2 separate regions of the Homo sapiens genome follow, and region 1 is linked to region 2. The links are chromatin contacts, found by Hi-C in ENCODE. All regions are on one chromosome and are shown on one strand. Each heading gives the region's core, a stretch centred on a gene start or an enhancer-like site at or near the end of the contact. The rest is flanking DNA. Distances are from core to core; before and after follow the strand shown. Region 1 overlaps FOXJ3 (forkhead box J3). Region 2 overlaps HIVEP3 (HIVEP zinc finger 3).

Region 1 (7,305 bases), core at 2,144-4,643, 530 kb before region 2:
TACATTTGTAGTAGTAATTTTTCTTTTCAGTCTCAAAGTGAGGTTTATTTTATTTGTTTGTTTATTTGTTTGTTAATTTTGAGACGGAGTCTCACTCTGTTGCCCAGGCTGGAGTGCAGTGGTGCAGTCTCAGCTCACTGCAGCCTCCGTCTCCCGGGTTTAAGCAATTCTCCTGCCTCAGCCTCCTGAGTAGCTGGGACTACCGGTGTACATCATCATGCCTGGCTAACTTTTGTATTTTTAGTAGAGATGGGGTTTCACCATCTTGGCCAAGCTGGTGTCAAACTCCTGACCTCAAGTGATAGGACCACCTCGGCCTCCCAAAGTGCTGGGATTACAGGCGTGAGCTGCCGCACCTGGCCACAAAGCGAGGTTTAAATACATTTTTCTCTTTGATTTTGGTCAGACATAGATGTAAATTTGGTCTTATAAAATACATTTATGTGAATAAAGTCATTTTTATTTTTGATTTCAAAATGAGATTTTGTTTTTTAAGAAAACACAAAATTCCACTGCTTTAAAAAAGCTTTGAAGACTTCAGCTCAAGCCCATTTCATAAAAGAAGAAACTAAGGCCAGTAGATGAGGAACAGCTTGCTCAGGTTCATTGTGGAATTAGAACCCAGGCATATTCGCCAGACATACTTGTCAGTCACAGAAACTCAATACAAACTAACTTAAAGGGAAAAGTACTTAAGGAAGAACTGGAGCCAGGTTCTTAAATTATATCACCAGGAATGTCTCTTCATCCATTAGTTGTGCTAACTTCTCTGATAGCTTCATTTTCAGTCCAATTAGTGGCAAGTATGTCTTTCAGCAGCTTCTGGTTTATATTCCACCAGCTGAGTAACACTTAACAGAGAGAGTAGGCCTGGTGTTCACCCCGTCACCCCCCAAATCACCTGGAATTACAGAAAAAGTCTTAGAATGAATGTTGAACAAGCAAAGCACAGTTGGTTTCTTAGTTCTTAGATTAGTACTTTTTCCATGATATCAGTCTTCCTTGAGAGGGAGACCAAAATGTTAGTTAAGTTTTGGTACTTATGAATTGTTGTTTCTTTTTGTATTACAGTGTTTCCTGACATTTGAGGAGCTTTTCCAAAACCACCCTCACCACAGTGGGAGAAAACCATTGAGCGAAGTTGGGGTGGGAGTAGATTTTGGTCTTGGGTATGGGACGGACTTTATAACCCCTTAGGATTTTGCTAGCTGCTGCCATGACTTAGGTCAAGAGGTAGAAGTAGCTCGTATAGCATCTTCTCTGTATTTTCACGATACAGCTTTCTGTTCATTGTATTACCAGAGAGGTGTGAAGAACAACCTAATCTTGAAGTGTATTGTTGAATCATAGATGTTTTTATGTGGCTATCTATTCCTTACTTAATCCTTCATTTTCAAGAAGATTGTGTCGTAAAAGCCCTTAAAATTTGGTACCCTTTATGTACATTGGTGGTCTGAGATTCATTTTTCTCACCTCTTTACAACTAATTTCAAGCAGCTATGTTACCACTTTATTAAAAAAAACACACACACACACAAAATGAAATTCAGTTTTGCATCCACTTTGCTGCTTTTTTGGGGACAGATTTGTTTTTCTTTTCTCTTGATTATACCCTTTTTACCCTGTCTATACATTCTGCAGTCTATCTCCATTTTTTAAATCCCGTCTTTTGTCTCTTCTCTTTTCATTAGTTCTGTTTTCTCTATATTTGTCTTTTTTTTTTTAAATTCTTTGGGTTATAAGTCTTATTGTGTAATTCATACATGTGTCTTAATTATCTTAAAGGTAAATATTTACATCAGGGAAAAGCAGATTACTGGCTAAATATAGTTTAAAAAATATAATTTTCTTTCTCTGCTTTTCAGCTTAACCTTTTCTCAATTTTGTTTCCCTTTCTTCAGTTCAGAGAAATGATCTTTGACTTGAAAGGAACTAAAGGATTATAGGGCTTAGTTTCAACAGTTATCTAAACTTAGTAGCAGTGGGCTCTAATAGAACTGAGAAAATAGCTAAGAAGTTTAAAACCACATGAAGGCCACCTGACTATCCTGGGGAAATAACTACAGTTAATTCATAGAAGAGTTTTTAGGGGTGTAGGGGTTGGGGAATCTTTGTCTTGCCTGGGAATGGGAAGTTGTAAAGCCTCAGTGACCATAGAGATTGGGTTCTCCTGGTTTGTGAGGAAATAACAAATTCACTGCTAAGAGACTAACTTTTGAAACTTACAGGATTGTGATTTTTTTTTCTTTAAAAATTTCTTTTGAGACAGGATCTTGCCCTTTTGCCCAGTGCAGTGGTGCTCTCATAGCCTACTGGGCTCAGGTGATTCTCCAGAGTAGCCAGGATGACAGCACATGCCACCATGCCTGGCTAAGTTTTTGAAATTTTTTGTGGAGATGGAGTTCTCACTATGTTGCCTGGACTGGTCTTGAACTCCTGGCCTCAAGTGATCATCCTGCCTTGGCTTCCCAAAGTGTTGAGATTAGAGGTGTGAGCCACCACGTCTCACAAATTATGAATTTTTTTCTATTCCTATTCTGTAGCTTAGTATAAGGGACCATAACATAGTTGACTGATCTTTCTTTTCAAAGGGTATTCTTTTTGGGGGGGCTATATTAGTATTATGTTATATTTATTTGTAAATTGCTTGTTAATCTCTGGTATCCCATTTTGGTCATTTTCTTTAAAAAATATGTAGAAAAACTGGAGAGGTTTGAGGGAACATAAAATATAACATTAAATGATGAACAGTGTTGTAGGAGTCGTAGGTATTACCTTAAAGAAGGAAGATAAGAGTATAATTTTAATGCTAGTCTTAAGTAAATGCATGATTTTTGTAAAGAAGATGATGACTGTTTATCTGTGTTTCTGTACAAACTAAACAGGAAGTAGGACTGAAGGATAAGCAAGAGTTTGGTTGGACCGAAATAAGAATGTCATATTTATTGAAGTGAAAAAACACTGATACAGCTTCCCAAGGGAGACTTTAGAGTTTGTCACTTCTGAAGCACTTGAATAGATGAGGTTGCTAGCATTTGTCATTTTAACTCATGGTAGATAAGAACTCGAGTTGAAGGCTGGAAGAGGATATGATCAAGTTTAGCTGAGGGACGAGTCAGAGCAAAGCTGGGTAGAATCAGGAATTAAGGGAATTAATATAAGTACTAACGTGAGATCCAAGAGTGAAGAAATGGATTAGTGCCATTGAGTGATTGTCGAGACAGAGGTGAATTATGAATGTGAGGCATTCCATTAGACAAACCAAGGTTAGAAAGCTAAGGTATTCAGAAGATTAGAAAGATTGAGTTAGATAGAAGTGAGAGTCTGATTCAGGGAGATAACACTGCAGAAGCTGAAAGAAGTTTTGGCCTAGAGCCCTGACGTTAATACTGTTTGAGCAGTGTGGTTGCAGCTGCCTTTTGTTGAGACATACAGTGTTCTCTGTTCTCTTTTTAAAGTTGGAAGAGAACATTTTGTTGTTGTTGGCCTCTTTTTTCTTTTCCAGATCTAAACTACTTTAAAAAAATAACATTATACCTAGAAATTTAAAAAAAATTATATATGGTGAAATTTACTCTTTGGTGTGTAATTCTATTAGTTTCAACAAACACAGCGTAACCATCACTGTAATCAAAATAGAGAACAGTATTCCAGATTGTCACTTGGTAGTCAGCCCTTTCCCTCATCCCCAGGCCTTTGCAACTACTGATCTGTTTGTGTCCCTATAATTTTGCCTTTTCCAAAATGCCATATAAATGGGACTCATATAGTACATGGCCTTCTGAGTCTGGCTTTTTTGCTTTAGTATAATGTATTTGAGAGCTATCCATGTCGTTGTGCATATCAGCAGTTTTGTTTCATTTCATTGCATATATTCCATCACACGGATTTATCAGAGTTTAATCACTATTTGAAAGACATGTTTTTGTTAGTTGTATGATCATTTGACCATCAAGTTACTTTCTTTTCGGCTTAGACTTGACAGATATTGAGCTATAACACTCAAGTAGTAACATAATAGTCAAGTTAAGCTGCCTTGTGAGTGGATTATGTAGGTGAGCCATCTGTTTCTTGGGAATTCGTTATGATATAGTAAAACTTTATCTCTAACTTAAAGTTTCTAAAAGGATTGATTGGCACTATGATTTAAAAGCAAGATATGTCTGTTAATCCCTTAATAGGATGTACTTTTTAAGTATCTTTAACATTTAGGGGAATTGTTTACTATACCACAGTCAATATGCCAATTACATATTTTAATCCATTAAGAGTAAATTTCTTAACACTCTAGGCTTAATTTGATGATCAATGTATTTAAAAGTAATAAAAACTTGTATTTGTTCAAAAAGGGTATTTCAAGGACCTAAGCAGGCATTGGAATAGTTGTTATCCACATGTTCATTCGGTCAACTAGCCAGACAAGCAGACTGCCTTTGAGTACTTACTGTGTGTTGTGGTCTCAGTAGCTATTTAACCTATTGTCCAAGCTAGAAACTTCTGAGAATGAAAGTGGTGCTATTCTTAACTATGTTTGGGGAACAGTTATAAAGCAGGATTGAAACTCCAAGTATGGTTGCTCTAGATCTGTGGTGCATGCAAATGCTGTGCCTGAGCAGTTACCAGGAACAGCATCCTAAGAAGTTGGGAGAAAACAAGGCAAACAAATCTTTTGAAGTTGGATTGCCAAAATAAACTGGGAGAGGTTAAAAAAATAAAAGATGAAGGCATGGTATAAAGCCAAAGAAGTCAGGGACAAGAGGAATCCAGCTCCTGAGATGAATATGCATTGAAAGCTAAGGAAGAGCAGAGAATTGTCTATGATGATTCCCTTTACCAACGGGCATATACTTGGCAATAGTAATAGATTTCACCATTTGGAATGTTTAGCTATTTATGACAGGGACTGCTCTCCCCAGGAGTCTGAAATTAATATTAGCATTTTTGGTTTATTTGTACTTAATCAGGTAATGGCTTTTTTGTTAGGCTATTTTCAACCTAAGATAAATATGCAGGGTACTTTGTGTTGACATAAAATTTTAGCTAGAAATAAAGTTTTGGAATAGTTAAAATGCACTTTATTTGAAGTAATAAATACTTTTTAATGATGGGAATAACAACATTTAAGTTTATTGTTGATCTTTGACACATCTTCATTTCTGATGCATTTTCTTTTCTTTCTTTTTTTTTTTTTGAGACAGAGTCTCACTCCATCACCCAGGCTGGAGTGCAGTGGCATGATCTTGTTTCACTGCACCTCTGCCTCCCAGGCTCAAATGATTCTCCTGCCTCACCCTCCCCTGTAGGCGGGATTACAAGCGTGTGCCACCACGCCTGGCTAATTTTTGTATTTTGTATTTTGTATTTTTTTCTTTTTCAGTAGAGATGGGATTTCACCATGTTGGCCAGGCTGGTCTCGAACTCCTGACCTCAAATTATCCACCCGCGTTGGCCTCCCAAAGTGCTGAGATTACAGGTGTGAGCCGCTGTGCACAGCCATTTCTGATGGATTTTCTATATCTTGATTACCTTGATTTTTTTCTGAAGTTTATGAATTGCTGGTATTTGTTTGCTCTCTTCTACTTAACAGTGACACCTGGTTTTCAGTTGGGTTCCACTTTCCTTCCTTCTGGAATTAACTTCTGTTTTAGGGTATCTTGATTGATTTTTGGAAAATGTGGTCAAAGTTGTAGAATTCTTGTGATCTTTCTTTGGGATTTTACAGGGTAAGCCACTGCAGTCTTTTCCGTCAGAAAGGACATTACTGTGTTGTACTAGAATTGTTGATATAAATTAATATCTGCATCTGTATATTGCTTTAAAGAATTTAGAGCCATTTTACATGCATTATCTTGATCCTCAAAATAAGCCTGTGGTCAAGCCCCGGTTTTAGATAGTGATCCTTGAGTGCATAGTAGATTTTTTTCCGTAAGTTCACATAATAGAACTACATGTAAATGGAATCATTCAATATATACTCATTTGTGTCTTTCACTCAGCATAATGTCTATAATGCTGCTACATATATCACTTGTTTGTTTCTTATTGTTAAGTGGTATTCCATCATATGAATCTATGACAATTTGTTTATACATTTATTTGTTGACAAACACTTCAGGTGTTTTCAGTTTTACGCTATTAATAAAGAATTACTAGTAAATTCTTAAACAAGTTTTCTGTGGACATGCTTTCATTTTTCCTGAAGGATAGAATTACTGGGTCAGAGGGCAGATGGAAGGTTAACTTTATAAGAAACTGCCAAACCCTTTCCCAAAGTGGTTGTGCTATTTTACATTCCCAACAGCAATACCTGAGAGTTGCAGTTTTGCTTCCCATGGCCAACAGTTGGTTATTACCTGTCTTTTTAACTGTAGCCATTCTACTGGGTGTGAAGGTGTGAAGTGGTATTTCATCATGGTTTTGATTTGAATTTTCCTGATGGCTGTTGATATTGAGCATCTTTTCATGTGCTTCCTGGGCATTTGTGTATCTTCTCCTCTGAAAGTTCTTTTAAAATTCTTTTGACTTAGAAAAAATTGGTTGTCATTATTACTGAGTTGTAAGCGTTTTAAAAAATATATTCTGGATACAAGTCTTTCCTTAGATTTCTGTTGTTTAAATGTTTTTTTAGACTATGGTTTGCCTTTTTGCTTTCACAGTAGTGTTTTAAAAAGTAGAAAATTTGAATTTTGGTGAGGTCTAATTTATCAATTTTTAATTTAATGGTAAGTGACTTGTGTATGCCATCAGGAAATCAAGTACGGTCATGAAGATTTTCTTTTTAAGTTTTATAATTTTAGATGTTGCATTTAGGCCCATTGCAAATTGCTATTTATGTATAGTGTGTTTATTCTTCAGGGTAAATTGTTCTTTTATCTTTATGAAATGTTCTTCTTAATTTCTTTTTTTTGAGACGAAGTCTCGCTCTGTTGCTCAGGCTGGAATGCAGTGATGCGATCTCGGCTCACTGCGGCCTCCACCTCCCAGGTTCAAGCGATTCTTCTGCCTCAGCCTCCCGAGTAGCTGGGACTACAGGCATGTGCCACCATGCCTGGCTAATTTTTGCATTTTTTAGTAGAGACGGGGTTTCACTATATTGGCCAGGCTGGTCTTGAACTCCTGACCTTGTGATCTGCCTGCCTCGGCCTCCCAAAGTGCTGGGATTACAGGCATGAGCCACCACATCCGGCACTTAATTTCTTAAAATGCTCTTTGTCCTGAAGCCTACTTTGTCTGATACTAATTTAGCCATTCCAGCTTTCTTATGCAACATCATGGTGTATCTTTTTCCAGTATTTTGCTTTTAGA
Region 2 (7,380 bases), core at 1,133-3,632:
CACCTCTTCCCGGCTCCAGCACCTCGCACCTTTCAACACAGAATCAAAGACTGGGCTGGGTTACCTAGAGTTAATTGGAGGTAACTAGAGGAACAAGGACACATGGCTGAAAGGACTGTCACCTTCAGGAGGCCCTGGTCCCAAGCCTAGGGCTGCTACTTACAAGCTGGTGGCCTCGGTCAGGGCCCTTCTCCCTCTCTTCTCTTCACTTTCTCCTTCTGTAAAATGAGTAGGGAGTTGGAAAGGAGGAGTTTAGAATTCCTCTAAGAATATTCCAGCTTTAAAGTCAACGGGGACCCATTCAGAATAAAAAGGTCAGTGACGGATATCAGGCCCTTTGCCAACAGCAAGTTTGGGAACCCTGGGAAACCCGTGGTCCCTGGACATAGAGTTGAGGGAGTGAGGCAGTGACGATGAGCTTTGCCAATCTGAGAACCAGTGCCTTCTCAGTTTCTTGCCAGTTTTGCAGATGAGCAGTTGATTTACAGAGTTGGAGTGAGTTGCCTCAAGTCACAGAGCCAGGGTGAGAGATAGCATGGGCCCAGGTCTGCCCTGTTCTTCACAACATAATGTTGGAAGTAGAGGGAAAGGCAGGGAAAGGGGCTGCCGGTTACTGATCACCCCTGTGCACTGGGCTCTCTGCTTCCCCCAGGATCTCGTTTTATTCCCACAGCCACCTTGGGAGGTGGACTCCCTGAATGGAACCCCTGAGGGTGGCGGAGACAGTAGTCTGATTTCTGGTTGTTCCTGGATGGCTGTGTGTTGGGGGAAGCACGTGGCCAAGGCAGCCTGGGTAACCCCTAGTCCATGTGGGAGATGGTGACTGAGAGCGAGATTGCAGCCACGTGGAGATTGTGGGCAGCAGTGTGGCTGGGACAGCAGCTGCTCTCCCTATGCAAATGAGGCCCTCAGCACCCACCATCCAGCACTGAGCAAACACCCAGCAGAGAAACCCCCTCCTAAACCTCTCTGGGACCCTAGCCTGTGCCTTCTGACACCTTCACCGCAGCAGCTGCCTGTACTCTAAGCCCAGTCCCAGGCCACAGCAGTTCACAAGAACCATGCCCACCCCTTGGGGGAATTCCCGTGTCTGTCTGGAGACAAACTGCAGCCTAGGCAAGTCTGGCTGTAGAAGCTGACCCTAGAAGCCAGCCCTGCATTAAGAGCTGACTGTAGCATCCCCAGTGGCATGCCCGTATCACTTCCAGGGCCAGTCTGAGAACTGTCAGTGGGGCTGTAGATTGAGAACAAGTCTGGCCTCATCCACCCTCTGCAGATCCCAAGCATATCGCCTTTGGCCCCTCCCCTGCACATTTGCTCATGCTGTCCCCTTGGGATTACATTTCACCCCCCCTTACTCCCCCTGCTCTGTCGCCTTGGCAGAACCAGCCCCGCATCCCCTGCCCAGCACTGAGTGCCCCAGGCCTGGGTGCCGTCTATCATTACAGCCTGCTCATGTCCTTGGACTCCAGCTCCCCTCTAGGCTGGGCACTCCCTGGGCTGGGGCTGAGGAATTTGTGCCTGGCTTTGGATTGAGTGTGGTCTCATTTATTCCTTGCAACCTAGAAGACAGATATGCTTATTGTTCTAGCTTTATGGGTGAAGAAAGATACTCAGAGAGGTCAAGTCACTTGCTCAAGGTTGCACAGCTACCAAGTAGGAGAGCTGGGATAAGGAACTGGAGTTGCATGCAGAGTCTGTAATTGGGAATAGACTGGCCCTTATTCAGCCCTTTGTTCCCAGGCCTGACAAAGCCTAGGGTGATTAAGGACCAGCAAGCGTTGATGCATTCTTGTTCAACAATAAGATGGTGGATACTCTCCCTGTCTGTTCCCCAGGTATCCTGAAGGTGCACCCTGCCGCTGTGTGCACAGCCCACCTACCCCAACATGCACCCGTCAGGCCCTGGATGAGGGCATTTGCTCAGGAGATCCTTCCAGCAGTGTGGTGGGCTCAGGATGGTTATACCCATTTTATAGATAGGAAACTGGGTACTAGAGAGGTCTAATAAATGTCCCAGAATGACCCAGCAGGAAGTAGCTGACTACGACTCCAGCCCAGGGCTTGGGGCTCTGTGTCTGGTGCTCCTTCCTAGGCTGGCGGGATGAGGCCATGCTTGCCAAAGTCACCCGGGCTGCCTCTGGCCCAAAGTGACGGAGCAGTTGGTCAGCTAGTCCTCCACCCCGAGGCCTCTGAGAAGAGAGGAAACACCGGTCTGCGGGGGATTCCTCCGGCGGCGCCGCGCCCCTCAGCCACTTCCTCTGGACACTCTCGTTTTCTTTGTCACTTGTTTTAGTTTCTGCTTTTCTTCCCTCGTTCCTTTTTCTCAAGGCCACTTTCATTTCCGTCTGGCAGTGTCCCCCCAGCCCACCCCTACTCCTCTCTGCTCAGCTCCCACTGCCTGCTGCCACTTTGGGATCCCCAGAGGCCTTGCCTGCCTGGGCCACATTTCCCAGCTGGTAGGGGTCAGGCACAGGAAGGGGCTGCCTCCCGGCTTCATCCCTCGTGGTGGGGAAGCTGAGGTGGCTGTCAGATCGCCCTAGGATCCCAAGCAGCCCCAGGTTCCCTGCTTAGCCTCTCTGGGCCCCAGGCTCTTTCTCATCTATGAGATGGGAGGAAGTCCACCCTCAGAGAGTGTGAGGAGAGAAGGAGATGACACACGTGAAGCTCCAGTAACTAGCACATAGAAAAACCCAGTGAACACCAGCTCTGCATCTCCGGACCTGCCTGTGAGTTCAGTCTTCTGTGCCTGCAGTCTTCTCCCCCAACACTGGGCGCCCACACCTGGCCAAAGGCAGACCTCGCCATCTGTGCCTCCCGCGCTGAGACACCAAAGCCTGTAGAAAGGTGGTTCTGAGAAAGGAAGAGAGGATTATCACTTACGCCCTCTGGAGTCCATATGTACAGCCCTCTACCACAGCAAGAGCCCCTGCCCCCATGCCCAGCACAGAGGCATCATTTTCCCTGCAGACTGCCAGCCACCAGGCACTCAACACTCAGGGTAGGGCAGCCCTCCATTGTTCGACAGCTCTGCCTTTTTTAAGAAAGTTCTTCTCTCTAGTCAGCTGAGACCTGCCAGCCTCCACACCTGTCCTCTATCTTTGACCTTCCCCAAAAGAACTGATCTCCTCTCTCCTATTGTTCTAGATGTCTCAGTATTGCACTTGGGCCTCTCCAGACTTGCCCCAAATCCTTCTGCTCCAGTGTCCCAGTATCCCAGAGCAGTTAAGATTTTGGACTCCAGAGCACAACTCCCCCAGTTCAAATCGTGGTGAGGCCACTTGCTATCTATGTGACACTGGGAGTTTCCTAACCCCTCCACGCTCAAAAGGAGGTAACTGTGGGACTTAACATGAGCGGGTGTGTAAACGTCACCCACTGCCATGGCTGTTTATGATCAAACATCTACAAAATCTGTAACAGCTTCTCAAAGGGCCTCACTTCCAGCCCCCTTCATGCCTGCTTGCCTGCTGGTTCTATTTGGTAGTTTCCCTGTTACAACTTAGAGATGGTGCCTTGACTCTTGGAGGCAGCCAGACATTGAGGAAGGAGCCCTGGTTTTGGAAGTAGACCTGTGTTCAAATCTCAGGTCCATCCCGGGTTTGATTTACCCGGGAGACACCATGGGCCCATGTGGCTTCTCGAGGGCTCATGAAAATGCTTGAGACATGAAAAGAAAAAGGTTTGGTTTCAAAATATGAAAACTGCTCATCAAAATTAATATTTAGTTAATATACTCAAGCATAATGAATTGTATGATTTAGTTTTTATAGAAACAGCCCTCCTTTTGGGGGTTAGCATGCCTCACCTTGCCAAGGTTCCTGATTGCAGACAATGACTGCTGAGAAATCAGAGCATATCATTCATACTACAGGTTACTCACTGAAAATCACTTCAAAAACAAAATTATCTTTTAAATGTATAGTTGTTTTCCAGCAAAATATTACATTCAGCAAGGGATAAATTTTATAGAATGTCGGGGAGGCTTCCAAAAGTAATGCAGCTTGGGTCTTAAAATGACCCTGGGACTGGTCAACTCATCTCTCTGAGCCACTATGTCCTCATCTGCAAAATGGGGACAATACACCTGTTTTCCAGTATTGTTGAGCCTATCCTGGAGATCTGATAGTGCCTGCCTGTCTTTTGGGGGTCACTGGAGGAAGGGACAGAGGACTGTTGGCCCTTGCCTCTTATGGAGTTTCCATACGGATGCTGGACACTGAACCTGTTTGCTTTATCAGTCCTATGTGTCTGGGCCTTTCATCCCAGCTTCTGCCCATTCATCTTGGAGCGAGCAGTTACCATCAGCACAGACAATAGTTTGGGCTTTGGGAGGTGGGAAGTCCTGGGAATTCTTAGTTATTCCATTGCTGTTGCATTAGGTAGGTCCGCACATGCCCTTGAAGATTGAACATCCCTCCTGGGCTCTAACATAATTCAGGAAAAAGAGATGTCTGTTCTCTTGCCTCTTGACAGCTATTCCTTGTAAGGAACCATCATTCCCTTGTCCCTGTGACTGGGAGAGGCTTGTGGCAGGAGTGAGGAGACATCGGCTGATAAGTGGCAACCAGTTAGGGGCCCAGCTGCATGTCTGCATGTCCCGAAGCGTTCTTGATTCAGGGATGCCATTCACAGCATGAGAGGTGCCTCTTATGTGCCCATCCTGCTTAGGGTCAGCTGTTTCATTCAAAGATGGTAAAAAGTGTTGAGTCTTGGGTTTCAATTCTGCCTTTCTCATTCACTTGCTGTATGACTCTGGGCAGGTCACTTGACCACTCTGAACCTCAGTTTCCTCCTCTGCCAAGTAGGAAAACAAACAGCTGGTCTTTCTTCCCTGAGTTGGTGTGGGATTGTGGGTGAGAAAGGCTAAGTAGACCATTGTGAAACTTCAGGTGGGAGATGCCAGTGCTATTCTTTGTCTTGGTGTGAGAGCACAACCGGAGTCATTCACAGGCTTCTGCTGAGCCCCAGCCGGACTCTCACCTCAGCCTTGTCCAGGCCTAGGGGCCACCCTTGCAAAGGAACAGAACCGTCTCACCTGGGCTGGAGTTCATGGCCTCAGGCGAGATTTGGCAGGTGCCCTTAGTGCAGACCAGATGTTTGGCCTGTGTGTGATGGCTGGGGAGGGGCTCACACCTCCCAGTTTTTTCCATGGTATCAGCATCTTAATGCATCACGTCTCACTGACGTGGAGCTGCCCCTGTCCATTACCCGTGCATCAGCTCAGAGTTGGAAGCCTCCAGTCTCCATCATATGTCCCAAAGAGCCAGAAAGGGTAGGTGTGGCCAGATGTGCAGGAACCTCCTGCATATGTAATCCAAGCCAAGTCTTTGTTCTCTGATCCTTGGTTTTCTCATCTGGAGAATGGCCTTCTGTGGTGGACGTTTCTGTTCACTTTACTTGGCAGCAGTAGTAGGTCAGGAAGGAAACCCCATCTGATTGTTTATTCAGCCCTAGGCATTCCATATGAAGGCCAGCCCTTTTCTCCCTAAGGGGACCAACCAGCTTTGCCAACTGTTCTCAGAGGAGGATCCCAGGGACAGTATTCTGGTGAGGGGTGGGAACATACAGAAGACTTATCTTGAAGCTGCATTTGTAGAATAAGCACACTTTTAACCTAGAGTTTATGTTTGCTCATTTGGAGTGGCTTCGGAAGGTGACAGTGGATAGTGGTGGAAGGGGATGTCAGAGTCCACCCCAAGACACTACTTCAAGCTACCGCTGCAAACCTGGAGAAAAAGATTCATCCTCGAGCTGCCCCTCCCCCCTCATGATATTATTATCGCAAGAGAAACTAACATCTGTATTATCCTCTGAGTTTACAGGCAGATTATAGCATTTGAAGGAAGTTGGGAAAGCTTACTTCCTCTCCATCTCTAAAGCCGAGCTGCTAGTACCTCCAGGCAGGATTAAGCTACTCTGGTGGTCATTCATTCCTTACCATGATCTAGTTAATCAGATTGCTTTCCAGCCTTGACCAGAAGAAACCTATGAAAGTGCTAACCCTAATCCTAACCCTGACCCTGGGCTCTGAGGGCTGTGCTGAGATGTTTCACTCCTACACTAAACCAATACCTAGCTCTTCCCAATTTGCAGTAAAGGACAAAGTTATTACTTATCATTATCTCATTCTTCTAGTTTTCTCCCATTGGCTTTTCATAAGCTCTGGGCACTTGCTACTGCTTGACTGCTAATGAGTGCTCATAGGCAATAAAATGAAATGTACAAGTAGCAAACAAATATTAATGAGGAATATCAAAACCAGCCAATTCTGCGGAGTTTTGCAGCATATTTTTTTATGGTGGCTGTGTGTGTGTGTGTGTGTGTGTGTGTGTGGTGGCTGTGTGTGTGTGTGTGTATGATTTTATGGTATGGGTGCATTTTCTGCTAGTGAAAATTGTTCCCAGTTCTTGTGATGGAACCAGAACTTTAGTATTTCATGGAGTTCCCCCAAGAATTCCATGACTTTCCGTTACAACAATGGGATAAGGATGGGGATGGTGGCAGGAAAGAGAGGGGCCCCATGGAAGGGATGAGATGACCCAAACTCAGGGCTCATTCCTGATCCCCCAACCCCCAAGGAAAATCAAGTGACTCAAGATCTGGCAGATGTGTCCCTTCCTGTCACTCCTACTGCTAACAGCCTTGTCTTACCTGGATTTCTGTAGCTGCTTTTATCTGCCACCACCATGCCCCCTCTAATTTGTTCCCCATAGTGCACCAGGGGGATCTTTCTAGAACACAAACCTGGTCACGTCATTCCCCAAATAAAATCCTTTAATAGCTCCCCATGGCCTCTGGGGTTAAATGCTAAATTCCTTTAGAGCAACTTGCAAGGACCCTCAGGATCTCCTACCTGGTCTTACCTCTTTCCCTCAAAGCTCTGGCCTTAACCTCTTGCTTCCTAGCTCACACACACACATGCATCTCTCTCTCTGTCTTTCTCTTTCTTCCTGTTTCTCTCACACATACACATATGCACATGCATGCACACTCAATATTCAAGTCTCAGTTTAGATGCCATTTCCCAGAAGTCTTCCTTGATTACTTCCTCCACACCTGTGGAAGCCTGTGGATTTCATGTGCTCCTATGCTCCCTGGACTCATGTCAGAATGCATTTCACCAACAATTGTCTTTTTGCTAGTCTGTCTCCTTGACTAGACTGTGAGTGCCCACAGAATAGAGACTGTCCTGCTGCATTGCACCTGCCACATACAATGGATACTCAATAAATACCTGCTAAAAGTGGAGGGAAGAAAGGCAGGCAGAAGGAAGGGAAGGAGGGAAGGAGGGAGGGAGGGAGGGAGAGAAGGGAGGAAAGGAGGGAAGGGAAGGGAAGGGGAGGGGAGAGGGAGGGGAGAGGGAAGGGGAGGAAGGAA

What was found. Hi-C counts contacts between places; a loop is a spot of excess contacts on that map. Pooled maps may share reads with other maps.
Region 1: a map with no recorded cell type shows a loop between it and region 2 (6-fold over the local background). The contact joins two enhancer-like sites. A Hi-C loop is called at or near these places in 2 of 37 single-sample maps with no recorded cell type and 3 of 50 pooled maps.

The regions. Positions count from the first base shown.
Region 1 is chr1:42,255,624-42,262,928 of GRCh38, reverse strand. The region is part of intron 4 of FOXJ3 (forkhead box J3); the gene reads left to right. Among named protein-coding and RNA genes, the nearest start is that of FOXJ3, 76 kb to the left of the region's middle. RefSeq lists a silencer at 3,436-3,485. Within about 2 kb of position 3,393, at least 6 of the 41 ENCODE cell types and tissues checked have a DNase peak (open chromatin) inside an H3K27ac peak, as active enhancers do.
Region 2 is chr1:41,722,458-41,729,837 of GRCh38, reverse strand. All of the region lies in intron 1 of HIVEP3 (HIVEP zinc finger 3), which reads left to right. Among named protein-coding and RNA genes, the nearest start is that of HIVEP3, 190 kb to the left of the region's middle. RefSeq lists an enhancer at 1,412-1,481. Within about 2 kb of position 2,382, at least 17 of the 41 ENCODE cell types and tissues checked have a DNase peak (open chromatin) inside an H3K27ac peak, as active enhancers do.